Regions from separate parts of the Homo sapiens genome. Here region 1 is linked to region 2. Evidence: read pairs that join two places in POLR2A ChIA-PET (ENCODE). Cell type or tissue: Panc1. All regions are shown on one strand. Links, peaks and the distances in the headings refer to the core of each region. The heading gives the core; the rest is flanking DNA. Region 1 holds the start of LINC01732 (long intergenic non-protein coding RNA 1732). Region 2 has its middle 35 kb from the start of IER5.

Evidence for each region. ChIA-PET counts read pairs that join two places held together with the same protein. Peaks named below come from ENCODE experiments on the same cell type or tissue, not always from the same donor. Only the 100,000 strongest peaks of a DNase experiment are listed, where the experiment ranks them.
Region 1: POLR2A ChIA-PET joins it to region 2 with 8 read pairs; 4 of 35 experiments call an interaction of 5 or more read pairs at or near these places.

What each region holds. Positions count from the first base shown.
Region 1 is chr1:181,168,823-181,183,821 of GRCh38, forward strand. It overlaps LINC01732 (long intergenic non-protein coding RNA 1732), which reads left to right and starts at 5,662. Exons shown (of 3, transcript NR_125966.1): 1 at 5,662-5,753; 2 at 6,515-6,644; 3 at 13,067-13,386. RefSeq lists an enhancer at 13,167-13,666. In Panc1, for the core only: no CTCF peak of the experiment used is centred there; no DNase peak of the experiment used is centred there.
Region 2 is chr1:181,115,711-181,130,709 of GRCh38, forward strand. No RefSeq gene overlaps it. Among named protein-coding and RNA genes, the nearest start is that of IER5, 35 kb to the left of the region's middle. RefSeq lists enhancers at 13,142-13,241, 14,552-14,631, 14,882-14,991. In Panc1, for the core only: no CTCF peak of the experiment used is centred there; no DNase peak of the experiment used is centred there; H3K27ac peaks cover 2,899 bases.

The sequences.
Region 1 (14,999 bases), core at 3,442-11,441, 54 kb after region 2:
CCCTCTGTACTCTGGAAGGAGCATCTTCTTGCAGTTGCTCCAAGTTGCAGACTGGTCTCAGGGTCCTCTCATCTCTAATTGGTGTCCCCCTTGGTTCATCTGTCTGACTGCATGTCCTAGCAAGTCACAGTCCTATCCCAGGCATCAAGGCTGAATTTCAAGGTGTCCTTAAGGTATGTCTTCTGGTCACCCTGTTTATAAATGCAGGCCTTAATTCTCCACTCAGCAGCCTCTACGGCACTCATTAGTAGCTGTGTTTCTTTTTTCAAATATAACCTTTATGGTAGAGTCATAATATGGAAAAGATGCCAGCAGATTGAAATTTTGTAAATCAAATAATTTTGATTGCTCTGGGAGCTCACAATTTAAGGAATCCTGTGGTGAATTCTTTTGTAGACCGAGTAATCAGCCCTCTCTTTGTTTTAAAAATTCAAGTTTTAATATATTATCTTGCCTGAGGGAGATGATTCCACACATATTAAAAATAAAAAAGATGCAAAGAAAAGATCCCATCTTCATGCTCCCCTTCCATATTTAAGTGGCAGTCTGTAATCACAATTATCCGGCTCTCAAGCAATTACACTAAATATTAATGAAAGAACCCTAGTCACACAACTGCGCCCAAGGGAAGCTTCTGCCTGAAAGTCAGGGTTAATGGCCTCACAATCGTTTTAATGGATTTTCAATGAAGTGTGAAGATGACAGGCCAACAAGGGTGAGGTTCCATGACAGAGCACAATTAGCATCTTCCCATTAGTACCTGACCTTGTTTCTATTTTTATTTCTTTACAATCCTGGTGAACTGATTCCCTGAGTATGTATTTATTAGTTTATGTTGAACACAACTCATAAGACCTTTGTTAACTCAGAGTAAGAGCGCCCATCTCCACTGCTTCTGCGGGAGAGGTGTTATAGCTTTGTTCCGTGGGGGGTATTGGTAAAGACCCTCCTGATGATGTTTAGACAGCAAGGCTGATGCCCGCACATTCTAATGACTGACACGCTGCTGCTTTCTACTGGCCCTTTCTAACTCCCTGGCCCCCTTGTGTTCCACCCTTGTGACTCCAACCCCTGAAGAACTCGGCCTGAGACACCCAGCTCCCAGTGCCTGATCCTCTGTTGTTTCTTTGTCCTCTGGAGTAATTGCTAGTGGTTACAAGCTCAGCCCCTGGAATCACATTGATTGGGATGGAATCCTTCCTCTACTAGCTGTGTCTTTTGGCAAGTCACTTGATCGTTTGGTGCCTCAGTTTCCTCAGCTGTAAGATCAGCCTTTAGTGCCTGTGGGCAAGCCAAGGGCCTTCTGTGGAACTCCTCCAGGGTGCCCTGTCTTCCTCCCGCATTTTGAGTCCACGTTCTTAAACCCCAGGAGTTTCCTTGACTCCCCTCTTAGCACTTCTGGGGACTCAGATTTTGCTCCGAATCTCTGGTTCCCTGACTGAGTCCCCTCTTTCAGAAAGGCTGCAGAAACTCTTTTTCCTTGTTTTAAAATTGGTGTTCTAACCTAGGGATTGGCAGACTATGGCCTGCCAACCACATCTAGCCCACAACTTATTGTTATAAATAAAGTTTTATTGGAACAAGCCAGGCTTATTCATTTATGTATTGTCTATGGCTGCTTTCAGGCTGCCACAGCAGAAGTGCGTAGCTGTGACAGAGACAGTGGCTCACAAGTCTAAAATATTACTATCTGGCTTTTTCCAGAAAATGTTTACCAACCCTTTCCTGTGTCCAACCCTTGAAACGTTTACCAACCCTTGAACTGTGTCCCCACAGAAAGATATGTTGAAGTCCTAACCTCCAGTACCTCAGAACGTGACCTTATTTGGAAATAGGGTCTTCACAAAGATAATCAAGTTAAAATAAGTTCATTAGGGTGGGCCTTAATCAATATGAGTAGTGTCCTTATGAAAAGGGGAAATTTAGACACAGAGACAAACGCACACACAGGGAAGATGTTGTGAAGACAACACCCTGTGAAGAGGCAACACCCTGTGAAGAGCGAGGCATCTATGCCTGAGGCTACCAGAAGCCTGTAGGGAGGCCTGGAACAGCTCCTTTCTGAGGGCAACGTGGTCTTAGACTTTAGGCCTCTAGAGCTGTGAGACAATAGATTTCTGTTTTTTTAAGTCACCTGGTATGTGGCAGTTTGTTATGGCAGCCCTAGGAAATGAATGCACTGCCTAACCAATTCTTTTCTTTATTCCTTGTTGTTCTTTTATGTAACACATTTGTATGTTGTGCCAGGTCACTTCAAGGTGGCCCTCATACATGAGGTAATGGTGTCACCACCCAGTGTGTTCATTTTGCCTGCTGCCCAGAAAGAGCTGAAGATCAACACTGGGGAATTGCAATAGAGAAAGAGTTTAATTCACGTAGAGATGGCTAAACAGGAGACCAGAGCTATATTATAACTCAAATCAGCCTCCCCCAAATTTTGGAGGCTAGAGTTTTTCAAGGTTATTTTGGCAGGCAGGGGGAATGGGTGTTGCTGATTGGTTGGGGATGCAATCCTAGGGCTGCGGAAAACAGTCCTTGTGTGTTGAGTCCACCTCTGGGTCGGGGAGCCACAGGCTGGCTGAGTCTTGAGCCACTTGTCCAGGTGGGTAAGTCTGAAAAAGATCTCAAAAGACCAGTCTTAGGTTCTGTGATAGTGCTGTGATCTGCAGAATTAACTGGGGAGGTTGCAAATTTTCTGACCTCTGGAATAATGGCCAGTAATCGTTTATGTCTACACCTCAGCAGCATCTAGTCTCTTCTCATCCTCTTAACCTGGTGGCCTTTCATTCATAGATTTTCATTAGTAAACCACCTTTCATTTCAAAGGCAGTTTAGTTTTGGGGAAGGGCTATTACCATTTAAACTGTAAACTAAATGTCTCCCAAAGGTAGCTTGGCCCATGCCCAGGAATGATGGAGGAAAGTTTGGAGGTTAAAGACAAAATGGGGGTTGGTTAGATCAGATCTCTTTTGCTGTCATAATTTTCTGTTATAATTTTTGCAAAGGCAGTTTCATCAGGGCCACTTGTCAACTCGTTTAACAGGTGACGGAGGCTCAGAGGCTTTGAGGGCCTTGTGCAGGGGCCCCTTGTAGGGCAGCAGTGGGGAGAGAACCAGCAATTCCCGAGGGCCCATTCTGTGCTTTCCTCACATCACTTCGCGGCCCCCACAGCCAGCTGAGGAATTATAGGAAGAATCAGGCAGTTATGACTGGAAAAAGTGTGCTTTCTCTCCTGCCTCACTTCCCTGTCTCTGCGGGCTACTCAGCCACCTGAAGGACTGTCACTGTTGGAACCAGCCTGCACGGGATGTGGAATGTCTAGGGAAGTTGTTTCTTCCAAGGACAATGCTGGCCTCACCAGTGTGTGGCAATAAGAGACAGGATTGCTCTAGAGACTGAAACCACCTTTGCAAAAATCATAACTGAGAAAATTATGACAGTGAAAGATACCAGACATAACTGACCCCATCTTGCTTCTAACCTCTAAACTGTCCTTATTCATTCCTGGGTATAGGCTGAACTAGCTTTGAGAAGGAATTTAGTGTATAGTTTATATAATAGCCCTTCCCAAAAGGCTAAACTGTTCTTGTAAAACAAATGAAAGGCCACCAGCTATGAAGTCAAGATGACAGTGGCTAGAATTCTAACTATTACCAGCCATTATTCCAGAGGTCGTAAGATTTGCAACTTCCCCAGTTACTCTTGAAGGTAACATCACTATTGTGAACCCAAGATCTGCCTTTTGAGATGTCTTTTCAGGTTTTTACATTTCTAACAACTGGATGGCCCCACCTGGACCTGCCAACCAGTTCTGGGGCCCCCACCCAGGAACTGACTCAGCAGAAGAGAACAGCTTTGACTCCCTATGATTTCATCCCCTGGCCAACCAATCAGTACTCCTGATTCACTGGCCCCTGACTCACCAAATTATCCTTAAAAACTCTGATCCCTGAGTTTTCCAGAAGACTGATTTGAGTAATATTAAAACTCTGATCTCCCGCACAGCTGGTTCTGCGTGAATTACTCTTTCTCTGTTGCAATTCCCCTGTCTTGATAAATTGGCTCTGTTTAGGCAGGAGGCAAGGTGAACCCCTTGGGCGGTTAGAGGACCTCTTCTTTGGCCCTGTGGGGTGTGCTGGGGCCTGAGGGGGGACAATGGAAGGGGCCTGGGGGCTGTTCCAGCGTATAAAACCATTGTGAAAGTTGGTGCTTTCCCTGGTTAAGGCTTGGTCTTGGATGCTGTAGGTTCCCCTGACCTCTGGCCCCAGGTGCCCATGCAGTCTAAGGTTCTTGCAGCCATGATCTCTGTTTCTTCCTTGTTCTGCTGTTACAACGATTCTTCCATATCATGGATATTTTGTGAGTTATGACAGTAGTTTGGGGACCACAGGTAGGGACGGTCATCCTGAAAGGGATGATCTCCATTTTATAGAAGAGAAAACTGAGTCTCTGTGGGGGTGAGTCTCACAGCCATCAGGGATGATGGTGGCACTGGGAGTGGCCCTTCTGGCTCTGCAGCTCTTGTGGTCACCCTGGGCTGAGGTGGGGCAGTGTCCATGTGCTTGGCCTCTTTTCCCATCGAACATCATTCAGAATGTGATTCCCATGTGTGGGGTGGGGTGGGGGGAGCGAGAGCCCCAGCATAGACTCCGTGAATGCCCTTCTCCATGCACTGACTATGGAAAGTGCTGGATGCACTGAGTGTCACTAGCTAAGGTAGGGGAGGATGGAGAACTAGAGGGAGAAAAGCCAGGGTGTTTTCTGGGGAAGAGAGGAAGCAGGAGGCAAAAGAACAGAAGAAAAAAGTGTGAAACTGACCTTGAGACATTAACCTATCCCGCTCTCATCCCTGCCTTGTCTCTGTACCCCTCCCCGCAAAGTTGAAGGAGGTGCCACCATCCCGGCCTCAGAGACGCCAGTTCCTGAGACTGCCCAGCCCTGGTTCAGCCTTAGCAAAAAGGTGTAACCAGGGGCTGCAGCTGTCCTGGAACTGTGGGAAAGCCTGGGGTTGGGTGTTGGGGGATCTGAAGCTGGGGTTGAGGAGGAGCTGATAGAAGGACTCTGGGAGGCAAGGTCCCACCTCAGCAGGGTGGGGCAGGTGCCTGGCACGTCATTGTCAAAGGCGTTGGAACCAGAGTGACTCCATCTTGAATAGGGGCTGGGTGAAATGAGGCTGAGAGCTGCTGGGGCAGCATCCCCAGGAGGTTAGGCATTCTCAGTCACAGGATGAGACAGGAGGTCACAAGATGCAGGTCACAAAGACCCCACTGATAAAACAGGATGTGGTAAAGAAGCTGGCCCAAACTTGCCAGAACCAAGATGGTGACAAAAGTGACCTCTGGTTACCCTCACTGCTGATTATATGCTGATTAGAATGCGTTAGCATGCTGAAGACACTCCCATCAGTGCATGACAGTTTACAAATGCCCAGAAGTTACCATGTATGTCTAAAATGGGGAGGAGCTCTCGGTTCCTAGGGAAATCTCTGCCCCATTTCCCAGAAAACTCATGAATAATCCACCTCTTGTTTAGCATATGATCAAGAAATAAAAATAGCCAGTAGCAGCCCTCGGGGCGGTTCTGCCTATGGAGTAGCCACCCTTTTATTCCTTCACTTTTTTTTTTTTTTTGAGACAGTCTCACTCTATTGCCTAGGTTGGAGTGCAGTGGTGTGATCTCGGCTCACTGTGACCTCTGCCTCCTGGGTTTAAGCGATTCTCCTGCCTCAGCCTCCCGAGTAACTGGGACTACAGGTATGAGCCACCATGCCTGGCTAATTTTTGTATTTTTAGTAGAGATGGGTTTTCACCATGTTGGCCAGGCTGGTCTCAAACTCCTGACCTCTGGTGATCCACCTCGGCCTCCCAAAGTGCTGGGATCAGGCGTGAGCTACTGCACCTGGCCTATTCCTTTACTTTTTAAATAAACTTGCTTTCAATTTACTCTGTGAACTTGCCCCAAATTCTTTCTTGTGTGAGCTCCAAGAGCCCTGTCTTAGGGTCTGGATCAGGACTTCTTTCCAGTAACATCCTGACAGTGGTTGGGGAGCAGGGCTGCCCCCTTCCTGCTTGAGGGAGGCTAAATAACAGCCCCCAAATATGTTTATGCCCTAATCCCTGGCACTAGGAGTGTTAACATATATCAAGAGGGACTTTGTCCATGCGGTTAAGGATCTTGAGGTGATTAGCCTGGCTTATCTAAATGGGCCCCAGGTAATCACAAAGGTTCTCATCAGAGGGACCCAGGAGTCAAGAGTCAGAGGAGAAGGCAGGAAGATCCGGGAAGCACAGACTGAAGTGATGCGCTTGCAGAGACTGGAGGGCTGTGCTTTGGAGATGGAGGAGGGGCCAAGGCAGGCCATGGATTGTCTTCCCCACACTTTGGAAGGAACCAGCCCCGCTGATACCTTGATTTTAGCCCCATTAGCCTTATTTTGGACTTCTGACCTCCAGGACTGTAAGAATAATACTGTGTTATTTTAAACCTCTGAGTTTGTGGTGATTTTTTGCGGCAGCTGCAGGAAACAGAAAATGCACTGCCTAGATGGACCCTCTGACTCCCCACCACCCAGGCTGGAGCGGCAGAGGCTGCCAGGAAGAGCCAGAAAACAGGTGAACCCAAGGCCACTCCCTCCCCAGCCTGAGGTAAGCAATTCTGGGAGGTGTGGGGCCGTGTGGGGCCTGCTGAGGCGGTGTGGGGCCTGCTGGACAGCAGCCCTTCCAGGTAGGGTTGGGGTCTTCCCTGTGCCCAAGGCAGGAAGGGATCTAAAGCCCAGCCGCCCCTCCCCTGACCCTCAGGACACTAGCCCCAGTGCAGGGGCCCTCCAGCAGCTGCAGAGCTCCTCTAGCACCTGGTGTGGCACAGCAGCTTCCTTTATCTGATGATAGGTCACTGACCAGCTAATACAGGCCAAGGCTGCTGGGAGGCCAGGAATATGGCCATGAGGAGCACAGCACGATGTTCCCTCTATCACGTGTGCATATTCTAGTGGAGGAAGACTGACAGTAAGTAGGTAAATATATGTACATCAGGTGGTGGCAAGGGCTATGGAAAAAATGAGCAAGAGAGGGGCATAGAAAGTGGTAGGATGGAAGGGAGATAGGGTGGGCAGGGAGGGCCAGATAGAATGCAGTTTGAGCCACTTAGATCTCTGAAGGAAGGAAGAACATTCCAGGGATAGGGACCAGGAGGACACAGGTGCCAGGACAGGAGCATACTGGGCATTTTCAAGGACAGGATGGAACCCAATGTGGCTGGTGTGGAGTGAGAGGTGGGGAAGGGATAGGAGCGGGAATGTGGAGGGAAGATGGCCTGGGGTCCTGTGGGCATTAGCCGGGCTCACAGGGGAGCTCTTGGAGGGTTATGAGCGAGAAGTGAGCTGCTCCGTGCATTCCAAGGATCCCTCTAGGAGACCTGAGATACCTCCTTGCCCTGTTCTGCAGCTGCGCTGGCTGCAAGGTACAGATTTGGCCCTCAGCTAAATTGCAAGGAAGACAGAGGAAGAGAGAGGAAGGTTCCATTCTCCTGTTTCTTGCCCATTTCTCCTCATCAGTGGAACCCTGCCTGTGCATGGTCTTCTTTATTTGCACACAGCTCCCTGCCCTCCCCAATACCTTACCAATGATTTACGCTTTAGTAAAATCAAGGCTATGCATTCCATGACCCCTTCTCCAAAGTGATGAATTATGTCTCCAGAAAAGATATGTTGAAGTCCTAACCCCCAACTACTGCAGAATATGACCTTATTTGGAAATACGGTCATTGTAGATGAATTAGTTAAGATGAAATCACGCTGGAGTAGGATGGGCCCTTAATCCCATATGAATGATGTCCTTTTAAGAAGATAATGTGGGCCGGGTGTGGTGGCTCATGCCTGTAATCCCAGCACTTTGGGAGGCGGGTGGATCACCTGAGGTCAGGAGTTCAAGACCAGCCTGGCCAACATGATGAAACCCCATTTCCACTAAAAATACAAAAATTATCTGAGCGTGGTGATGGGCACCTGTAATCCCAGCTACTCAGGAGGCTGAGGCAAGAGAATCACTTGAACCCAGGAGGCAGAGGTTGCAGTGAGCTGAGATGGCGCCACTGCACTCCAGTCTGGGTGACAGAGTGAAAATCCCTCTCAAAAAAAAAAAAAAAAAAAAAAGCTGATGTGAGATACAAGGGAGGAAGGCCATGTGAATATGGAGGTGGAGGTGGGATTAGGCAGCTGCATGCCAAGAACAAGGCCAAGGATTGCTGGAAACCACTGTGAGCTGGAAGAGGCAGGGAAGGACTCTTCCCCAGAGCCTCCCGAGGGAGCGTGGCCCTGCTGACTCCTGGATTTCAGGCTTCTGGCCTCCAGAATAATGAGAAAATGAATTTCTGTTGCTTTAAGCCACCTGGTTTGTGGTACTTTGTTATGGCAGCCTTGGAAACGAGTCCCAGGGATGTTTCTTAGGGTCTGATTTCTAATCATAAAATTTGAGATTTTATCCCATTCAAAGAAATATCCGAAGTCTTATTAGCCTACTAGTCAGCCTTTACCTGAGGACAAAAGTGCTTTGTTTTGGGGGAATCCTGGGGCTGTATGGGAATTCCAAAGGGCACATTTGGCTCAATGGCCTGGATGTCTTACCTTTGGGAAGCAGGGAGCTGGGAGGAGCCTAGCTGGACCCCTGCCGCTCTGCTGGATGGGTTTGGCTCAGGGTGTGGATATTGGTTAGGTGTGGATACAAAGGCTTGGTCCTTGCTGTGGCAGAGAAGGTTGATAAAGGGGCCTGGGGAAAATTAAATTAGATGCTGAACTTTGCCTTTTATTCATTTGCCTGAAGATTAAGCTGTCCACAGGTTAATCTGCAGGTCCGTTCACAGGCCAGGGACACAAAATGATCAAGACAGAGTCCCCTTCAAACAAACACCACACATGTATGTTCACTGTGGCATCATTCACAATAGCAGAAGGTGCAGACAACCCAAATGTCCCTCAGTGGATGAATGGAGAAACAAAACATGGCACACCCACACAATGGAATGCTCTTCAGCCATAGATGGAATGAAGTACTGCCCCACGCTACAGCATGGACCAACCTCGAAGACATCATGCTGCGTGAAAGAAGTCAGCCAGAAAAGGCCATATACTGTATGATTCCTTTCATGTAATATACCCAGAATAGGCAAAGCCACAGAGACAGAAGGCAGAGTGGTGATTGTCAGGGCTTGGAGGAGGGAGAAATGGGGAGTGGCTGCTTAATGGGTATGGGTTTCCTTTAGGGTGGTGAAAGTGTTCTGGAACTAGGTAGTGGTGATGGTTGTCTAACACTGGGAATGTGCTAAATGTCACTGAATTGTGCAATTGAAAGTGGTAAATTTTATGTAATTTTACTACAATTTTAAAAAAACAACAGAGTGAGAGAAGACAATCAACAGAGAAATAGATATTTAACATATACACTATGAAGACCAAGAAGATGGGCTAAGGAGGCAGAGAGTGATGACGAGGGTGCTATTTTATGGGGTGGTCAAGGCTGGCCTTTCTGAGGAGGATGTGTGGGGAGAGCCAGGCACATGGCTGGGAGGAGACCCTTCCAGGATGTGGAGGAGGAGCAGCAAAGGCCTGGGGCAGAAGTGAGAAGGAGTGCTGGGGAACCAGCAAGAGGCTACCGGGACTGCAGCTGCAGTGGGAGGGGGTGGTGAAGGGATGGGGTGGGGGGGCAGCGGGCAGAAGAGGCCAAGTGCCTGCAACCACTGTCAGGGGTGGGAGCAGAGTAGTGGAGGGAGGGGCGAGTGTGGAAGCAGGAATTCAGCCAGGAGGCCGTTGCAGACAGGGATCTGTTTCTGAAGATCCATCAAGACCGGAGACTAAACACTTGCTTCTTGCTTTGGCTGTGCTGCTATTAATTAGAGCTCTGCAAACGGCCTCTCTCCTGTCCTCAATTCCAGTGCTGCAGAGTCATGATTAAGCAGATCTGTCACTAAGTGAGGATTTTGTTGTGCTTTTTGAATGCAGTGCCTAGGTATGTTCATTTATTTTTCTTTCAAGTTTGTATTGAACGACGTATTATATCTCACATGGTATGTCTCCTGTGCCCCACTGCCTGGGGCTCCCTGTCCCTCTCCACTTGCTTTCTTTTTTCCCATTGCACTTACTTATCACTACCCAACACATTGGACATGCATTTGGCATGCTTGGTTTTATGTGTCAAACTTGGCTAAGCTATAAGATCCAGTTATTTTTTTTTATTTTTTCATTTTTATTTTTGAGATGGAGTCTCGCTTTGTGGCCCAGGCTAGTGTGCAGTGGCGCGATATCGGCTCACTGCAAGCTCTGCCTCCTGGGTTCACGCCATTCTCCTGCCTCAGCCTCCTGAGTAGCTGGGACTACAGGCGCCCGCCACCATGCTTGGCTAATTTTTTTATTTTTTATTTTTTAGTAGAGACGGGGTTTCACTGTGTTAGCCAGGATGGTCTCGATCTCCTGACCTTGTGATCTGCCCGCCTTTGCCTCCCAAAGTGCTGGAATTACAGGTGGGAGCCACCGCGCCCAGGCAAGACCCAGTTATTGAAGCAAACACTAACCTAGTGTTGCTGTGAAGGTATTTTATAGATATGGTAAACAAGATCAGTTGTCTTTAAGTAAAGGAGATTACCCTTGATATCTTGGTGGGCCTCATCTAATCAGTGGAGAGGTTTGAAGAGGAAAACCGACGTTTCCCTATGCAAGAAGAAATTCTGCCCCAAGACTGCAGCATCAGTTCCTGCATGAGTTTCCAGCCTGCTAGCCTGCTCCACAGATCTCAGACTTGCCAGCCTCCACAACTGTATGAGCCAATTCCTGAAATAAATTCCTTTATACATATATGTAATATGTACACATACACACATCTATGTCATCTAGATTTAGAGCTAATCTAGCTCCTCCTGGCTCTGTTTGTCTGGAGAACCCCGACTGATACTGATGTGTTTATTTGCTTATCATCCTCCCTACCCCAGACGGAGGCTCTCTAAGGGGAAGATCTTTTGTCTGTTTCCTTCATGCTGTGTCTGAAGTGACCAGGACAGCAGCCGGCAATAGGACGTGCTCAGTCGATATTGTACAATGGATCTTCATAATTCTTGCTTATTTGTGTGGTTGTTATCTGTCTGAAATTCAAGAAAGAAGGACATGAGAAAAGAAAAGGATGAAAGCACACTGGTCTTATCTGAGGCTGGGGATTTCCCCGTTGGGCCCAGTGTTGTGGATTCTGCAGTTGAGTTGTGTCTGTTTGCAGCTGAAAGAAAGCTGTGGCAGTGAGGAGAGGTTGCAAATTTAGAATCAAGTTCAAGTTCTCCTAGCAACATGCACACCCCCGCTGCTGGCTGGTGTAATCCAAGCACCAAACACGTGCAGCTGGGGCAGTGCGTGTTGCTAGGAGAACAATGACTCTCTTGCTTCCAGAGCTGGTAGGTGACTGCGGTATTACCAGGGGCGCACAAAGTGGGTGTTGCCCTTTGTTTCCCAAGTAATTGTTTTAAAGCAAGGTGAGGAGGAGCCTGGGGAAGGGTAGAATGAGAGAAAGCATGAACCCTGATTTGTGTTTGTTTGTTTAGGAACTAGAGGTTAGTGAAAAGCCTCTTGTTTCAGAATGTGTCCCAAATGGGTTTACAATTAGTGACAGAGTCTGTAGGAGCTTATGAAACAACCAATTCCCCACACTGTTTGGCTCTCAGCATCCACAGACCATCTGGATCAGCTGAGCATGAAGTGTGGGGGCGTGCATTGGGGGTGGGGTCCAGAAACAAAAAAGATCAAGCTGGCATCGGTTGGGGCGGGAGAGGGATTTGGGTTTTCAGATTTCCTTTCGCTTAATTACATTCGCAGGCTGTCCTGATCCTCATTCCCCTTCCCCATTGTTTCTGCCCTGTCAGCGGGGTTGACTGGCTGAAAACAGACCACCCGGGCAGCCAGAAGAACTGTGCCTGTCCCGGCAGCCCTGACTCTGGACAGGTGGTGTGGGGTGGTGTGAGGTGGTTGGGGGACGGGAGAACAGGGAAGCAGGGCCAAGGACAGTAATATCCCTGGCCACTCTTCATATATGTAGTCACCAATGCTCAAAGTCCTCCATGCCCCCACTTCCATCCTGCAAAGGAGGAAGCTGAGCTGCCAAGGAGTGGCAGAGCTGAGAGCAGCACCAGCTCCGTCTCTCCCGAAGACCACCTTCTTTCTCCCATGTCTGCCTGCAGGATTTGATGATGAGACATCGTCTGCTACAGGATTTGCAGGGAAACATGGAGTATCACTTTGGGCCTATTTTCTAAGAGAATGGCCTGAAGAGAATAGATTCAAGTTTTCTCCCAGAAAAGCCTCTGCTTCAGGAGCAGGTAGCAGAAAAAATACAATATGTTCATCAAACAGGTTTGATTCCCCTCCTGGACACATGGAAAGGCTATCTTTTTTTTTTTTTTTTTTTTTTTTTTTTTTTTTTTTAAGACGGAGGCTCGCTCAGCCACTCAGGCTGGAGTACAGTGGCATGATCTCAGCTCACTGCACCCACTGTCTCCTGGGTTCAAGCGATTCTCCCGTCTCAGCCTCCCAGGTAGCTGGGATTATAGGCACCTGCCATCATGCCTGGCTAATTTTTGTATTTTAGTAGAGACAGGGTTTCACCATGTTGGCCAGGCTTGTCTTAAACTCCTGAACTCTGCCCGCCTTGGCCTCCCAAAGTGCTAGGATTACAGGCGTGAGCCACTGCACCCGGCTGGAAAGGCTATCTTTCTGAGCTTCCACTACTGTAAGGTGGAGTCATAGTGTTAGAGTAGGTAGCTAAGCAGACATGAGCAGGACAGGAGAGGACTCCCCACCCCCCCCCCGCCCACAGGAATGTCAGGCAACCATCAGGTGATGGTCAGGCAGTTGTTAACTGTCAGTCTAAAATAATAATAGGGCATAGCTGGCACCAAGGAAAGGAAGACTCCTAATAGAAAACACCTGAAGCTGGTGAGCAGCCGCTTCCTGGTAAGATCTCAGGAGCTGGGCAAGTGGGCTCTAGCCTGGGCACTAAGAGGCAAAATGACAGAGTTTAACCTGTATATGACCTTCCTCTAGGAACACTCTACTGGTAAGGGGAGAAATGCCTCAAATGAGCATGTGCACAACTTCAGTAAACATGCTGTGCATGTGGCCCCTCCCAAGTGCCCGCAGGCCACCACACAAGTGGACAGCCCTGGACAGCCCGCCCCTAGGGAAGAATCAAGGGAGGAGAAACAGAAGCCCTGGAACTGTGCTAGCATATAAAACCCCAAGTCAAGGGCTGAATGGCACACTTGGATCTCTCAAGTCACCTGCTTGGCCCCCTTCCAAGTGTATTTACTTCCATTTGTTCCTGCTCTAAAACTTTTTAATAAACTTTCACTCCTGCTCTAAAACTTGCCTCGGTCTCTCCCTCTGCCTTAAAACTACTTCTGCCCCCGCAGCCGAATTCTTTCCTCTGAGAGGGCAAGAATCAAGTTGCTGCGCACCCCTGCAGATTCACTGCTGCTAACAATGGGGCTGGTTTTCTGGCCTGTGGAACGTGGGCTAAAGGGATGAGCAGCCCTGCCTGGCTCGGTCCTAAAACCTGCCATACCATCCTCCCCCTGTTTTCTTCCCGTCTGCTTGTTGGATGCAGGGGACCCAGGGTGGTACTCCAAGGCCCTGAAAGACAGTGGAGCTACTTGGGAGGAGCCCAGGTCCCGAATGCCTTAGTGGAGCAGAATGTCTGCTACACTCAACTCGTATTGGACTCTGAAGGCAAAACTCACCTTTGTTGTGTTGAGCCACTAAGTTTTGGGGGACATCTGAAACAGGCTGTGCTGATTAATACGGAGCGGCCAGGAGGGCATGGGAAATGATCAGTTTTGTGGGCTGGGGGAGAGGCAGTGGGATTTGGTGGAAGTGTTTCCATGAGGGGGCAGAGAAGAGCCTCCTGGAGATAGAAAGGTGAAGTGGAAAGTGCTATCCTAAATTGAGAAAAGGGAGCCAGTGTGTGTGCACCCTCTTATATTTGTAAATTAGAGTTAACACTTCTGGTGGGGCCCTCTGTAAACTGTAAATACGGATAATAATGAAGGTTTGTATTGCATACACACTTTTCTAAGTGCTTCAGATGGATGATCTCATTTAACCTTCATAACATCCCGGTGAGGTAGGAACTATTAATATCAGCCTCATTTTAGAGGTGAGAAAACAGAGATGAAGCACTTTCCCCACCACCACCAGAAAGTAAGTGGCACAGCCAGGATGGAGTTGAGGTATCCAGGCTCTTGAACCTGCCTCTTAACCATGATGTCTCTCTCTCTATGGACTGCACACTAACACCTTTCTAATCAGGATGAAGAATTCTGCTGTTATACCTGGTGGTCTGAAATAAAGCAGAAATTTGGCTGGCTCAAGTGTTCCAGGTTGCTCAAGAAGCCATGCAATTCAATCCTCTCTGAAACGGTGCTGTATATTCCTGGAAGCATCCTAGAGGGAACAGGGAGCGCTGGGCTGATGGGGGAAAATGAGGGTCGAGAATGGGAGAGGCCAGCCTGCATTATTTGTAGGCTCAGAGGAAGGGTCCTGAGTGGAGGACTAAAGGAGCCACTGTGGCTAGACCGGTGCTCTTCTGACCCTGGTGCCACCCAGGAGTGCGTCTCACTGCTGGGGCTGGCCAGCCCTGGCACATCTGGCGAAAGGACTGTTGGTGGGAAGAGACCTCAGCCACCCTCTCTAGACTGTGTCCTAAGAAGGAGGATGGGTCCGAAGGTGGGAAACGTATCCTATACATCTTTTTTTTTGAGATGGAGTTTCGCTCTTCTTGCCCAGGATGGAGTGCAATGGCATGATCTTGGCTCACTGCAACCTCCGCTTCCCGGGTTCAAGCGATTCTCCTGCCTCGGCCTCTCAAGTAGCTGGGATTGCAGGTGTGCACGAGCACACCCAGCTAGTTTTTGTATTTTTAGTAGAGATGAGATTTCACCATGTTGGCCAGGCTGGTCTCAAACTCCTGACCTCAGGT
Region 2 (14,999 bases), core at 2,358-10,357:
GCAAACATGAACTCTTCTACCCACTTTTAACATATCTTTCTCAACTTAATGGGACTTTTTCTGGCCAGTTTCCCAACCTGTGCAGCTAGAGTAATATTATTAACTCCATTTACCTGAAAACAATGCTTTGAGGATAGGATAAGAACCCTGTTGTAAAAACTTTTGGGAAAGTTAAAAGTGTTTAGTATCTAGTCCTACAATACTAGTTTTTGTTGTTGTTGTTTCTTTTTTTGAGACAGGGTCTCCATCTGTTTCCCAGGCCAGAGTGCAGTGACGTGACCATAGCTCACTGCAGACTCGATCTCCCAGACTCAAGCAATCCTCCCACCTCAGCCTCCCAAGTAGCTGGGACTACAGGCACACGCCAATATGCCTGGCTAACTTTAAAACTTTTCATAGAGGCTGGGCGTGGTGGCTCACGCCTGTAATACCAGCACTTGGGGAGGCTGAGATGGGCGGTTCACTTGAGGTCAGGAATTTGAGACCAGCCTAGACAATAGCAAAAGCCTGTGTCTACTGAATATACAAAAGTTAGCTGGGCGTGGTGGCTGGTGCCTGTAATCCTAGCTACTCAGGAGGCTGAGGCACAAGAATCGCTTGAACCCGGGAGGTGGAAGGAGGATGCAGTGAATTGAGATCACACCACTGCACTCCAGCCTGGGCAATAGAGTGAGACTTCATCCTGAAAAACAAAAAAACCAAAATCTTTTTATAGCGACAGTGTCTCATTATGTTGCTCAGGCTGGTCTTGAACTCCTGGGCTCAAGCGATCCGCCTGTCTCAGCCTCCCAAGTGCTGGGATTACAGGCATGAGCCACTGCACCCAGGCGTTTTTTTTTTTTTTTTTTTTTTTTTTTTGACAGGGTCTTGATCTGTCACCCAGGCTAGAATGCAGTGGTATGCTCACAGCTCACTGCACTGGGCTTGACCTCCTGAGCTCAAGTGATCCTCCCACCTCAGCCCCCTATAGCTGGGACTACAGGTCATGCCACCATGCCCAGCTAATTTTTTTGGTATTTTTTGTAGAGATGGGGTGTCGACATGTTGGCTAGGCTGGTCCTGAACTCCTGTGCTCAAGGGATATGCCCACCTCAGCCTCCCAAACTGTGGAGCCAACATGCCCCACCGATTTTTTAAAAATAATCTTCTCTGTGGCCTGAACCCAAAGGGCAATCAGAGTCAAAGGGCAGGTTCATATGTTGGAAATAACAGTTGAGCAAGGACAGGATGTCTGAGCTCTGATTTCAGTTTTGCCACTAACTAGCAGTGTGATTGTACATCAACTGCCTTTCTCTCTGGGCCTTAGTTTCCCCGTCTATAAAATGGGGATGTTAGATTAGATCATGTCTAATGCCACACTAAGATTTAACAGTCTGGAAGTCTATGACTTTAATTAGTTATCATGGTCTTGATTTCTAGGCAGGCTATCATACTCTGGCCTTTGTGTCATGGAGGGAGAGAAGCCAAAGAAAAGAGATGGTGTGCATCAGAATATTGTTGCTAGATCCAGGATGCAGGACATGGGGGATGGAGACTGAAGGCAGAGCTGGAAGGCTGTCATTCTCAGACAATTTTCTGGAAGTCTGGGTGCTTTTTTCACCCATGAAGCTCGGGTTGGCAGCTCATAAACCAGGGAGTTCCCAGGAGAGAGAAGCTAGTGGGCTGGCTTTATAGACTCCTATGCCACCTCTCTCCTTGGCTTCATGACACTGGATATTTGAATTCCAATTGTCCCCTTCTGGAGACCAGCAGGGGTGGAGGGTAGGGAGCTTAACCTTTCAGCTCCACATCTATGCCTTGTCCTTAGCCTGGCCTTGAGAGAGCTGCTCAGAAAGAAGGGCGGTGAGCAGGCCACTGGCTTTAGGAAGGAAAGAGAAAAAGCCCAGCATGCTCTTAGAAGACCAGCATTCCTGCCTCCCCAAGCACTATCTCTGGCTCTCCTGCCACTGGACACCTCTACCCTTAGCCAGGCCAAGGGTGTGTGCCCTGAGCCTCACTCACGTCCTTCCTCCTTAAGGGCCACTCACAGCTTTGGAGAGCAGCTTAAGTGGCAGAACCGGTATCAGAGCACCCCGGGGCTCTGTGAGGCTGTAGCTTCTACTCCTGGGAAAGGCTGGAGGCTATTTCTACTCCCTTAGTCAGCACAGGGCGGGAAGGGTGAGGGCCTGGGAAAGGCCAGTGGTGTGAGCTTCTGCAGTAATTGCTCCTCTGTAAACACAGTAATAGCAGGTCTGGGATTATGGCTGTTACTCCTGATAATTATCAGCTGCAGTGCCTTCCTCCCTAGGTGGGCCACACGAGCTCATCACAGCACAGGGGGCTGTGGAGTAAGCTCCAGATTTCCCAGATCTCTTTCTACAGTTGCTAGGCAACTAGGAGTCTGTGCTGGAAGCAGGGGATCTCATTTAGGAAAATCTCCCTAGGTCCCCCAAATCTCTGAACTCGAAATTGATTGTTCTCCAAGTGGAGGCCTTGAATGACTGACCTCTCACCTGGGAAGGTCAGAGGCCCGTCCAGATGCAAAGGCAGTCCGTCTGGTAACTGAATGAGGGACCCAGCCAGCCCAGGGCACATGGGGAGGAGAGGCTGGTCTGGGAGAAAGCCTTTTGCTGAATCCCATGACTTGTTTAGGGAACGGGGCTGGTTCCTGTGTACTGTGGCTTAGCTGGCTGGGATGAGAAGCAGCTTACAGGTGTCCACCTTGTACTGACCAGAGAAGCCTAAGAGGTGACCCAGAAGAAGAGAAGACTCAGAGGGCTGGAAGGTGAACTTGTGTTATTTGGCTTGGTTTTTTTTTTTTTTGAGATGGAGTTTTGTTCTTGTTGCCCAGGCTGGAATGCAATGGCGCGATCTCGGCTCACTGCAACCTCTGCCTCCCAGGTTCAAGCAATTCTCCTGTCTCAGCCTCCCAAGTTGCTGGCTGGGATTACAGGCATGCACCACCACACCCTGTTTTTTATTTTTAGTAGAGACGGGGTTTCACCGTCTTGGTCAGGCTGGTCTTGAACTCCTGACCTCAGGTGATCCGCCCACCTTGGCCTCCCAAAGTGCTGGGATTACAGGCGTGAGCCACCGTGCCCAGCCAAGCTGGCTTGTTTTTAGTGGAAAGTGCCGTGAGTGTGTTAGGGAACAGGCCCTAGTGTCTTCTGCTCCACTCCAGAGCTCCATGGACCAGTGTGTGAGACCACAGGGGAGGAGAAAGTTCTTGGAGTTGCCTTGATTTATTGATGAAGGGGATGTGACTTGGAGGTTAGTAACCCAAATCGTATCTATTCAAGGACCTAATGCATTGTTTTAGGCATGACTTGGGAATCTACTCCCAAGACACTCGGTCTCTTTGTCATAAGTTCGGGCAGGTGTGGAGTTGGGAAGGAGGAGAAGGAAGCAGCAGGGACTTTGGTCCTGGATCCTGTTCACCATGACCCAGCATGACGTTTTCCTATTGAGTTTTGAGGAGTGCATCTACTCTGCTTACCTGGCAAGAGACTCTAGCTCAGAAGCAGAAACCAAACACACAGGCATGAAAACCCAACAAACCTTCCTTGACCATGTACTCAGATTGGCAGGTGCTAGGGGCTAGGAGGAAAATCAGGACCTGTAGGACCCAGTTCCTGCCCTCAGGGAGCTCACAGTCTACCAGGGAGGTGTCACATGTACTACTGCAATTAGAGGTCATTTTTCTTCCTGGGAATGAGTGTCTCACAGCAGCCAGAGGTTGAGGCTTTGTCTTAAGGTGGAGGTAATAAAAACCTGTTTGTTTTCCCAGAGCAAGACTTGCCTCAGGGCCCCTGCTTGTTTGAGACAGGGCATTCAGTTTGCCTGAGTCAGGCTGGGGAGGTTCTTCTAGTCTTTGGAATCCTGTTGGGCAGGGTGGCTGCAGGGGATCTGGAAGAGGTAAGGCCTGTCCCAGGGGTGGGGGCTGAGGAGGTGGACATGAAGAACTCCCTGGATTAGGACAGTGGCCCAGGAGGGGAAAAGAGATGTTTGGGTGGTAAGAAAAACAGAACGAGAGAGTAGGAGCAGCTGGCCACCCAGCAACCCTGACCACAGTCCTCTCCACCTAGCTGGAACGGCGTGTGATGAAAAGAACCAAGCTGCCCACACACTCGTGGTGACAGCACTTTAACACAGAAATATCCATGATCACAGTCATCTTCAGATTCAACCAATATTCATGGAGTTCCCACCGTGTGCCAGCTAAGAGGCTTGGTGCTTTTCCACAGCTATCTTCTTTAGCCCACATTCTCTCAATAATTCTATGAAGTAGGTGGCTCACTCCTGTAATCCCAGCACTTTGGGAGGGCGAGGCAGGCAGATCACTTGAGGTCAGGAGTTCGAGACCAGCTTGGCCAATGTGGTGAAACCCCATCCATCTGTACCAAAATTACAAAAATTAGTCAGGTGTGGTGGCACATGACTGCACTTCCAGCTACTCAGGAGGCAGAGGCACAAGAATCGCTTGAACCTGGGAGGCGGAGGTTGCAGTGAACCGAGATTGTGCCATTGCACTCTAGCCTGGATGACAGAGTGAGACTCTGGCTCAAAAATAATAATTCTATGAAGTAGGTAGCAGCCTCATTTTACAGATAAGAAAACAGAACTGTGGAGGCCTAAGAGTACACAGTGAATACTCACCAGATTTGGGTTTGAACTCATCCTGCTGGCAGGTTCTATGGGACACCACCTAGATGTCCTTTAAGTATTTATTTATTTATTTATTTATTTATTTATTTATTGAGATGGAGTCTTGCTCTGTCACCCAGGCTGGGGTGCAGTGGCGTGATCTTGGCTCCCTACAATCTCTGCCTCCCGGGTTCAAGCGATTCTCCCACCTCAGCCTCCTGAGTAGCTGGGATTACAGGTACCCGCAATCATGCTCGGCTAATTTTTGTGTGTGTGTATTTTTGTGGAGACGGGGTGAGCCTCAGGTGATCCACCCGCCTCGGCCTTCCAAAGTGCTGGGATTACAGGTGTGAACCACCACGCCCGGCCTCCTTTAAGTATTTCAAATTCATTTTATCTAAAACCAAGTTCACTGCTCTTGACTCCTCCAGGGTTCCCTTGTCTCAGTAAATAGTCTCAGTGCAGCTGCCTGGAATGTGGATGTTTTCCTAGATACTTCCCTTTCTCTTGCTCCTACTCTCTAGGTCTGTTTCTCTTACCACTTAAACATCTCTTTTCCCCTCCTGGGCCACTGTCCTAATCCAGGCTTGAATCATGTATCAGCCTGGTTATCAGAATGGCCTCTAGCCTGGGCTCCCTGCCTGGAGCCTCCCCACCCTCTCCCATCCACATTGCTGCTGCAGGTACCTCTCTGTCAAGATAAATGCAAACCCATTATGTTCGTTGAAGGGCCCTTCTGGACTGGACCCTGATTGTTTGCAGTGCCACATCTCCTATCCAATCTTCCTGCACATTACTGTCCCCCAGGCAGGTGACCTGTGTGTGGTTTCCCGAGTGTGCCACACCTCTTGTCTGCCACATGCTTTGCTCAAGCTGTTCTTTCTCTCTGGCCTCCCTTGTTCTCACCCATCTCTGCTCATCCCCCCAACTTCTATTTGTGTCTTCCAACCTAGCCCCAGTTTCACCCCTTTGTGTTAGCATTTCCAGATGCCCCAGGTGGAGGTATTGCCCCTCGCTTCTGCTACCTGTCCCCAGAACAGACCGTGGGGCTCTGCTGACCAGAATTGGAGTTTTGGATGCTTGGCAACTGTAGTCATTGTTTGACAAATGAACAGCCTTAGAAAATAGTGTTTTAAGTCGAGGAGACACTGCAACATAAAATAAATTTTAGAAAACTATGTATATCTTGTGTAGTTCATTATTCAAAGGAAGAGAGTTAGCATTTGTTGAAGCCTACTACACTCTATGCCGGCCCTTTACATGTGTTATGTCACTTAACCCACAATGCTAGGACTGAGGCACAGAAAGCCTAGATGGCAGACCCACAGTCACTCCGCGGTTATGGGCCACACCTAGGGATCAAGTCCAGGCGAATTATCTGCTCCTTCCCTGCCTCCTCTGGCCTCTCCTATTTACAGGCAGGCTATCCAGTGTGGGGATTCTTTTCTTAGCTATCTGGAGGCCTATCAGGACTGTGACAAGGGAGTAGACAAGGGATAGGGGACCAGGACAAGAGGATCAGTGATGCCCAAGTCCCCACAACTCGATGTGTTTTCTTTTTTCTTTTTGAGACAGAATTTCGCTCTGTTTCCCAGGCTGGAGTGCGGTGGTATGATCTCGGTTCACTGCAACCTCTGCTTCCTGGGTTCAAGCGATTTTCCTGCCTCAGCCTCCTGAGTAGCTGGGACCTCAGGCATGTGCTACCATGCCCAGCTAATATTTGTATTTTTAGTAGAGACAGGGTTTCACCATGTTGGCCAGGCTGGTCTTGAACTCCTGGCCTCAAATGATCCTCTCACCTTGGCCTCCCAAAGTGCTGGGATTACAGACAGGAGCTACTGTGCCTGGTCTTGTGGTGCGTTTTCATCACACCTTACTGTGTCTCTCCAGAGGCACAATTCCTACGGTAGGATTGTCACAAAGTGGCCTGAAGGCTGACAGCATTGTGACTCCACGACCAGGCACATTGGGCCTATGCCCCCGTGGCCCATTTCAGCATGGAGAGAAGCAGAAACAGAGCTGGGCCCCGGGTTTTCCCAGGAGCCTGGAGCAGGGCCCTCCCCTCCCTGTCTCCTTGCTCAGCAGTGTGCTTGGTGCCAGCTGGTGCCCAGCACAGGACTATTGCATGAATGAAGGAATGATTGGGTGCATTCCAGAATGCCATGCTTCTCAGGAAGGAGGAGAAGGGAGTGCTCTCCCTTGTTCTTGGGTGTCTTTCCTAAGGTCAGGAGAATTTCTACCATCATCCAATTCCTAGCGCTCTCTCCATGCTCCCCTCCTTCTCTTCTCCCTTCCTTGGCCCCTTTTCTAGTCTCTTACCTGGGAGATGAACATATTATTTTACTTTTGCTGGCTTTGGGATCCCCTAGAGAATGATCCATTCAACACTTATTCACCAAACACTTATCGGGTGCCTTCTCTGTGCTTGCCAAGTGTGAGGCTCTATAGGTAGAAAAAGAATGAGGAAATGCACCTGACCCCCAGGAGCTCATGCACAGGGGGCAGCCTGACAAGGCAATGGGTTACAATGGCATTTGACTGGAGGTGAGTGCAGTGAGGGACACCAGGAAGACTTGGATGGATGGGACTCAGGGAAGGCATCCTGGAGAAGATGAGAGCTGAGCCGAGGCCTGAGCACTTGCATGACCCTGGGAGTGAGTGCCCCCTTACACTTTGTGTCCTTAGTCCCAGCTCTGGTCCTGAGGATGGGTTGGAGTTGGTGGGGGAAAGGGGAAGACAGTGATGGGGAACAGCTGGGAAGTGCCTTCCAGGTAAGGGAAGCAGCTTGTGGCAGAGGCCTGAAGTGAGCCCCATGGTTCCTTCATGTCCACCCCTCTGGAGGGGGCGCCGTGTGTCTGGGACAGCTGCTAGTTAGTGCCTGTACCTCATCAGTCACACCCAAGAGCCAGACCATTGTCCCCACCCCCCTTGTTACCAGTACTCTTTTTGGGGAGAGAAGGTAGCTCAAGGTGGCAAGGGACTGGCTGTTGTGGGCTCTGACAGCTTCTCAGCCTGTCTACCAGAGTAATAAAATAACTGACACTTAGTGCTCACCGTGAGTCAGGCACTGTTCTGAACAAGCACCTTACATGCATGAACTCACCTAGTTCTATGAGGATGGTGCTATTACTATCATCCCAACTTTACAGATGCAGACACTGAGGCACAGAATGGTGGAGTAACTTGTCCAAGGTCATACAAGCAGAGCCTGGATTCAAACTCAGGCAGTGCAGTCCCAGAGCCCATGCACCTAACCACTATACTGCTTTTCCTAATACTGCTGAAAAACAGGAGAGAGTAAATGCCCTTTGGGCAATTTGTAGTAAGTACTACAGGTGTAAAATGTATGAAAAACTCACATCTTATCTTAAAAACTCACGTTCATTGTGACCGGGCACAGTGGCTCACACCTGTAATTCCCAGCACTTTGGGAGGCTGAGGCAGGAGGATCGCTTGAGCCCAGGAATTCGAGACCAGCCTGGGCAACATGGCAAAACCCCATCTCTACAAAAAAATATAAAAATTTGGGCGTGATGGTGCATGCCTGTAATCCCAGCTACTTGGGAGGCTGAGGTGGAGGATCACCTGAGCCCAGAAGTTGAGGCTGCAGTGAGCTGTGATGGTGCCACTGCACTCCAGCCTGGGCCACAGAGTGAGGCCCTGTCTCAAAAAAAAAAAAAAAAAAAAAAAAAAAAAGTCATGTACGTTTTGCATCTATGGCAAAACAAAATCTCTGTTTAATAAAAATACCTTCCACCAAATAATCAAGTAGAATCGGTGCTTCAGAGAGATGTGGCCCATGTCTTCTGAGGCACTGAGTATCCTCAGACAGTCTGCAGCAGGGAGAGCCCAGCCAAGCACAGCTTTCAGAACAGGAGGGGCTCAGACCAGGCTGCAGGAGGTGGGAAGAAGGGACTTGAGTTTTCACATGGGTGCTAGATTGCTTTCCACCCTACATCTTCTCACCCTATTTATACTAGTGTCTCTCTGAAGTCAGAGTGCATGCTAGGAACATGGACAGAGACTTCCCCATGTGACCATCAGTGTGAAGGACTTCTGTCAATGGACTACTCCCATGTTATGGTCACTGGGCTGCCTTGTTGGTGGCTGCTGTTTCTCCTCCTCCCCTTCCCTGCTTCCCCTTTCCTTCCTCCCCCATCTCTTCCTCCCCTTCTCCTCCTCCTCCTCTTCCTCCCCCTCCTCCTTCGTTGTTCCTCCTCCTCCTTCCTCGTTCCTCTTCCTCCTCCTCCTTCCTCTTCCTCCCTCCTCCTCCTCCTTCTGCTTTGTTTTCTTCTGGAGGAGGCCTCCCTAAGAGTCATGTTAGCCCACACACATGAGATCAGACTCTGGGGAACCTATTCCATTTTAGCTGCAGCATTTAGTTCTTTCCAGTTTTCTAATTCCTCTTTTTTTTTTTTTTTTTTTTAGTTCTAGTGTTTGCTTATGTTGAGCCACTGCAGAAAACCCCCCTTGAGTGGGCTTAAAAAATAACAGCCACCACTACAAAACCCAACATTTTTATTATTTCTTTACCCTCCCAGTTTCCAAATAGTTCCCTCTTTTGGGGCACACATTGACCATCTTTCTTCTGTCCCAGACACGAGGTGCACTGTCGCATGGCTGACTGTGAGGCTCAGTGGGGCCATTTCTGTTGAACATATTGCAGGTGAAACTGCCCCAGCTTTCTTCTCCTCTGATGTCTTTCAGCCCCATCATCTCTGAGGTCTCCTTAGGGAGACCTCCTCATTCATTCATCCAGTGGATAATTATTGAGCACTTACTATTGGCCAGGTGCTGTTCCAGGCACAAGGGTGCCATGGAAAGCATGATAAAATTGTCTTGTGAAGCTTACATTGGTCAATGGAGACAGACAAACACCCAAGATGTAAATAAATTTAAAAGGTTCAGATAGTTATAAATGCTATGAAGAAAATAAAATAAAGTAATATACGGAGCAACAAGAGGAAAGGAGAAGAAACATCAAGTGCCAAGATCCCAGAGTAGGAAAAGACTTCAAGAATGGAAGGGGTATCAGGGACAGCGGGGAGGGGGAAGGGACAGATCACACAGGCCTTATATGCCATGGGGAGGAGTTTGATTTTATTTTTTGTGCAGCAGGGGAGCAACATGATCACTTCATGAGAAGGACCATCCTGGCTGTTGTGGAAAATGGATGGTTGTGACCAAGAGTGAGAACAGGGAGACCAGTTGGGAGGCCATTATAGTCACCCAGGCCTCGGCTGTGGTGGCTTGGAAGGTGCCCCCTTGGATGGGGGCAACAAAGAGGGTGAGAAATAGATTTGAGGTAGATTTATTTTATTTTATTTTTTTGAGATGGAGTCTCACTCTATTGCTCAAGCTGGAGTACAGTGGCGCGATCTCTGCTCACTGCAACCTCTGCCTCCTGGGTTCAAGCCATTCTCCTTTCTCAGCCTCCTGAGTAGCTGGGATTACAGGCGGCGCCACCACACTGGCTAATTTTTGTATTTTTTTTTTTTTTGAGACGGAGTCTCACTCTGTCGCCCAGGCTGGAGTGCAGTGGCGCGATCTCTGCTCACTGCAAGCTCCGCCTCCTAGGTTCATGCCATTCTCCTGCCTCAGCCTCCTGAGTAGCTGGGACTACAGGCACCTGCCACCATGCCCGGCTAATTTTTTGTATTTTTTTTTTTTTTTAGTAAAGATGGGGTTTCACCATGTTAGCCAGGATGGTCTCGATCTCATGACCTTGTGATCCGCCTGCCTTGGCCTCCCAAAGTGCTGGGATTACAGGCGTGAGCCACTGTGCGGCCTAATTTTTGTATTTTTAGTAAAGACAGGGTTTTGCCATGTTGGTCAGGCTGGTCTTGAACTCCTGATCGCTGGTAATCCACCTGCCTTGGCTTCCCAAAGTGCTGGGATTACAGGCATGAGCCACCACGCCTGGCCTGAGGTAGATTTTAGAGGCAGACACAGTGGAGTAGAAAATGCTCTTGTCTGGGACCCAGAAGTCCTGGGATTAAATCCTGAGTTCACCACTCATCAGATGTGGGAGCTTATACAGATGGCCTAATGCTTCAGTCCCCTCATGTATAAAATAAAGATACCGGCACCTACCTCCCAGTTTCTCAAGAAGGGGAGCTGAGGAAGGCAGATGTGCCCAGCATGGTGCCTGTGAAACAGGGCCTCCGCCAAGTTGCTTAGCGAGAATGAGTGTGGGTTTGAGTGTACTCCAGAGAGGTAGCTAGGCACTCCAGGCATTTCCTGGAACTCACTTGTCCTCTGTTAAAAAGGTGGAAAGGAAAGATTGTCACCCAGGCTATTGGGAGTGGGCGCATCTTCCAGGTAACTCAAAGTCAACTCTGAGTAAACAGGTAAGGGTGTATTTGGAAGCCACTCATTGCCTTTTAAATTGGGACATGGGTTTTAGGTGAGGGTTGGGAAATGCCTAGGGCTGGCAGGAGAGAATGGCCTGAGGGGCTCATGGCGGCTGGGCCAGGCAGGAGGGCTTGAACCTGGGGGCGGGCCTGTTGCATCCAGAGGGGCAGCTGGTAGAGGTGGCTCTGGAAATACGGGCTCTGGCAGATGATGGAAGGAAGACTGGGGAACAGTTTGATGGACTGATAGGTTTCCAGAGACTCTCAGCCAGCCTGGATAGTGACCTTTTGCAGGTGGAGCTGGTCAGTTTTGAGGCCTTTCCGTGGAAGTTCTGAAAGCAGAGGTCCCGCCCCTGGAAATCCCCCAGCCTACGCCGGCTTGTTGTTGTCCTGCAGCCCTGTGGGAGCTGCCTGACCCTGGGGCAGGGTGCACGGACTTAGATTAAGGCCAGAACCAAAGGTCAGCTTAACTGGAGTAGTATCCATGGGCTATGCCCCTTTCTTTTTAGCTCTCTGAAGTGTGGATGCTGCAGCATCAGGTTTCTGAAGGGCAGGAAAGGGGAGCTGACGTCAGCAGAGCACCTATGGAGCACCTGGCACTGTGCCAAGCAGCCTAGACTCCTCATGACACATGGGTAAAGCAAACATTATTATCTCCATTTTTTTTTTTAATAGTAGGAAACTGAGGCTCCAAGGGTTGGAAGTAGCTTTTCCCATGTCACGTGACTGGTACTGGGAACTCGAGTCTGCCCTGCTTCACAGCTCTTGTTCCTGCACAAGTGTCTCCGGAGAGGCTGGGGTACATCAGAACCTCCAGAGGAGGGGACTTGGGAGCTTGATGTTTAAAAAAGCAACACAGGCATGTGCAATGGAGAACTGAATTGGAAGCTTCTGCCTGTGGCTTTTTTTTTTTTTTTTTTTTTTTTGAGATGGAGTCTTGTTCTGTCGCCTAGGCTGGAGTGCAGTGGTGGAATCTTGGCTCACTGCAACCTCTGCCTCCCAGGATCAAGCAATTCTCCTTCCTTAGCCTCCTGCGTAGCTGGGATTACAGGCATGTGCCACCACACTCAGCTAATTTTTTTGTATTTTTAGTAGAGACGGGGTTTTACCATGTTGGCCAGGCTGGTCTCAAACTCCTGAACTTATGTGATTTGCCTGCCTTGGCCACCCAAAGTGCTGGGATTACAGGCATGAGCCACCGCGCCTGGCCTGCCTGTGGCTTTATTGAAGGCCTTAGTGGGGACATTGTTAGGTGCCTGCTTTTGCAACACCACCTTAGCAGGACTTACAGAATCTTAACTGGAAAAGAAACTTTAAACTGTATTAACTAGGCCGGGCACCGTGACTCATATCTGTAATCCCAGCATTTTGAGAGGCCAAGGTGGTGGTTGTGGTGGGGCTGGGGGGGTCATTTGAGCTCAGCCTGGGCAACACAGTAAGATCCTGTCTCACTATGGGCAGGGTGGTGCGTGCCTATAGACCTAATCACTTGTGGGGCTGAGGTGGGAGGATCGCTTGAACCCTGGAATAAACTGTGTTAACTGACTTTCCAGCTATGATGCCTGGGGAAGTCATTTAACCTCTCTTAGCCTCAGTTTTCTTGTCTGTACAATAGGGATCAAAATGTTTACCCTGCAGAACTCTTGAAGGATTAGGGATGTTATAGGAAATGACTTAGCATAATGCCTGGCCCAGCTAACCACTGAATGAATGGTAGCTGTTAACATTAACCAATGCGTCATTAAATCTTCTTTTTTGTGAGGGGACTGGGGGATTGTTGGCTCCCCTGTGGTCTGCTCACCCATTGCTGAGGCCCCCTCCTTGGCACAGCCTGTTCCATAGAAAGAGCAGACTGCCAGCCACTCCTCTCCTTCTTCCTGAGGAAGCCCAGTGTCCCCACGGGCCATCGGACCCTTGCCCCTGGCGCTTGAGGCTTGGACACATGGTGACACCCTCTGCTTTTCAGCTGGCAAGCGTGCTCCCTCTCCAGGCTGGCCCCAGGGCAGGCCGGGCAGGGGGAGCTGGCCTCGTACTGGGGATGCTGGTCCTCTGCCCTGCTCCTCTGCCAGCTGGGCGGCTGGGCCCGGCAGCAGCTTGGACTAGCTTGAAGGCCCAGCAGGGGCCTCTGTGGGCGGCAGCCTCCCTGAGCCCCTCTTTTAGCACCGGGCCATCTGGTGCCTCTGTCCCCTTTTGTGTGCCTGCGGGGAGAGGAGGGGAAGTGAAGGGGGAGGAGACAGGAGATCTCTCTGGCCAGCTTTCTTCTGAATTGAGGAGAAGGAGGAGTTTGAGACAGAGGGGAGCAGGGCCTGGGAAAGAGGTGGAGGGGACTCTAGGCTTGGGACTTAGGAGGAAAGGAGGAGGGAGACATGAGAGATGGGGGGGAGAAAGAAAGCCCAGAAGGAACGGACGCTCTAGGATCCTGGGTACGAGAGCTCAAAGGGAGAAGAGAGCAGAGAGAGCAAGCCAGAACCAGAATGCTGTGTGGAGAGGAAAGGGAGTGCTGCAGAAGAGGGAAGAAAAGCACTCAGGAAAGAACGATGTCCAGGAGTTGAAAGGGGTGCAAGACTCTCTCCAAGTACAATGTGTTAAGTTGGTGCCTTATTTCTGTTCTTGGAAAGAGGAAGTGAGAGTGTGTGGGTCGGATGCCCTTCCCTGGTCAGGCTGAGGGTCAAAGGGAGGGGCGGCTGAGACCTGCAGCGTGAATTTCCGCAGAGCAGCCTGGGGCCCAGCCTGGCCCTGCCCAGTGGCCATGCAGGTTGGTTCCCAGTCATGGCAGGCACCAACTGCGGACTCCCTAGGGGTGGGAAGAAAACGTCTCCTACTAATACCCCTTTGATGGGGTTCACCTGGGGAGTAAAAATGCATTACTGAGGGCATTAGAGGCATGACTTTAAAGAATGTCACGTTTGGGATTTTACAGGCTTTGAAGCACCTGTCCCCTGCCGGATGGCAGAACATCCCGTGTCTTCCATCAGGTCCCAATGGCGTGGCATGAATGATGCAGACACAGGAATAACAATAAAAGCATGTGGCTTTGTGCTTCTCTGGTGCCATGTTCATTTGGGCTCACGGTCTGCATTTGGTGTAGTCACAGAGGACACAGAGAATGGGCTATTTTCTCTGCTGAGGACAATACAGACTGGACTTGGGTTGAATGCCTGCCTTTCCCTGGCTCTGTTCCTGGAGCCCGCTCAGAGTTGAGCTCCTCTCCCTGCTGAGTTCTTCCAGGCAGTGGCCCCCTCCCTCTACACTCTGGCCCTGAGGTGTGGTTAGCCCAAAATCTGCCAAGTCATCTGCATAAGGCCTTATCAGGGTCTGTCTTCCAGTCCCATCTGGAAAGTACTGTCCTTGAAGTGGGAAATCTTTGCAAATGAACGCACGACTGAGGCACTGGGAGAGCACACTAGGCATGAGAAAGTTGAGTGTGACTGATTTAGTGCATGTAGGTCCATTTAACATCAACCAAGTGTCAAGATTTTTTTCTTCCACCATTAAGTTCACTTGAAGATCACAGGCTGGCAGCTCTAGGAAGCACTTTGCAGCTCCAGTGCTGGTGTGGGGGTGCTCCATCCTGCCTCAAAATGTCCCTGCAGTGGTTCAGCCCTGCTGGGCTCTGGAGGAGAATGTGCCTTAGACATGCTCCCCGAGGAGCCATGGGGAGCAGGGCAGGCCACGGGGGAAGCAATTGCTGCCAGCGGGGCACGCTCACCTTGAGGAAGGGCAGGCTGCGGCTCAGAAGATCCCTGAGCAAGGTCACCAGATGTGGCCAGCGGACAGCTGACAGCAAGCAGAGATCTTGGGAGATGTCTGTTCGTGTGCATCTGCAGACAGGCTCACAGCTGAGCCACCTGAAGAAGGGCTAGAGATGACTTGCAGCAACTGCTGTGTATCGAGCACTTACGACGTGCAGGGCTTTGCACGGCAGGTGGTCCCAATCAGTCCTTGCAGCACCCTTGAGAAGGATGAAGAAGCCGTGGCCCAGAGAGGCTAAGGGACTTGCCCACCATCACACAGCCAATAAGG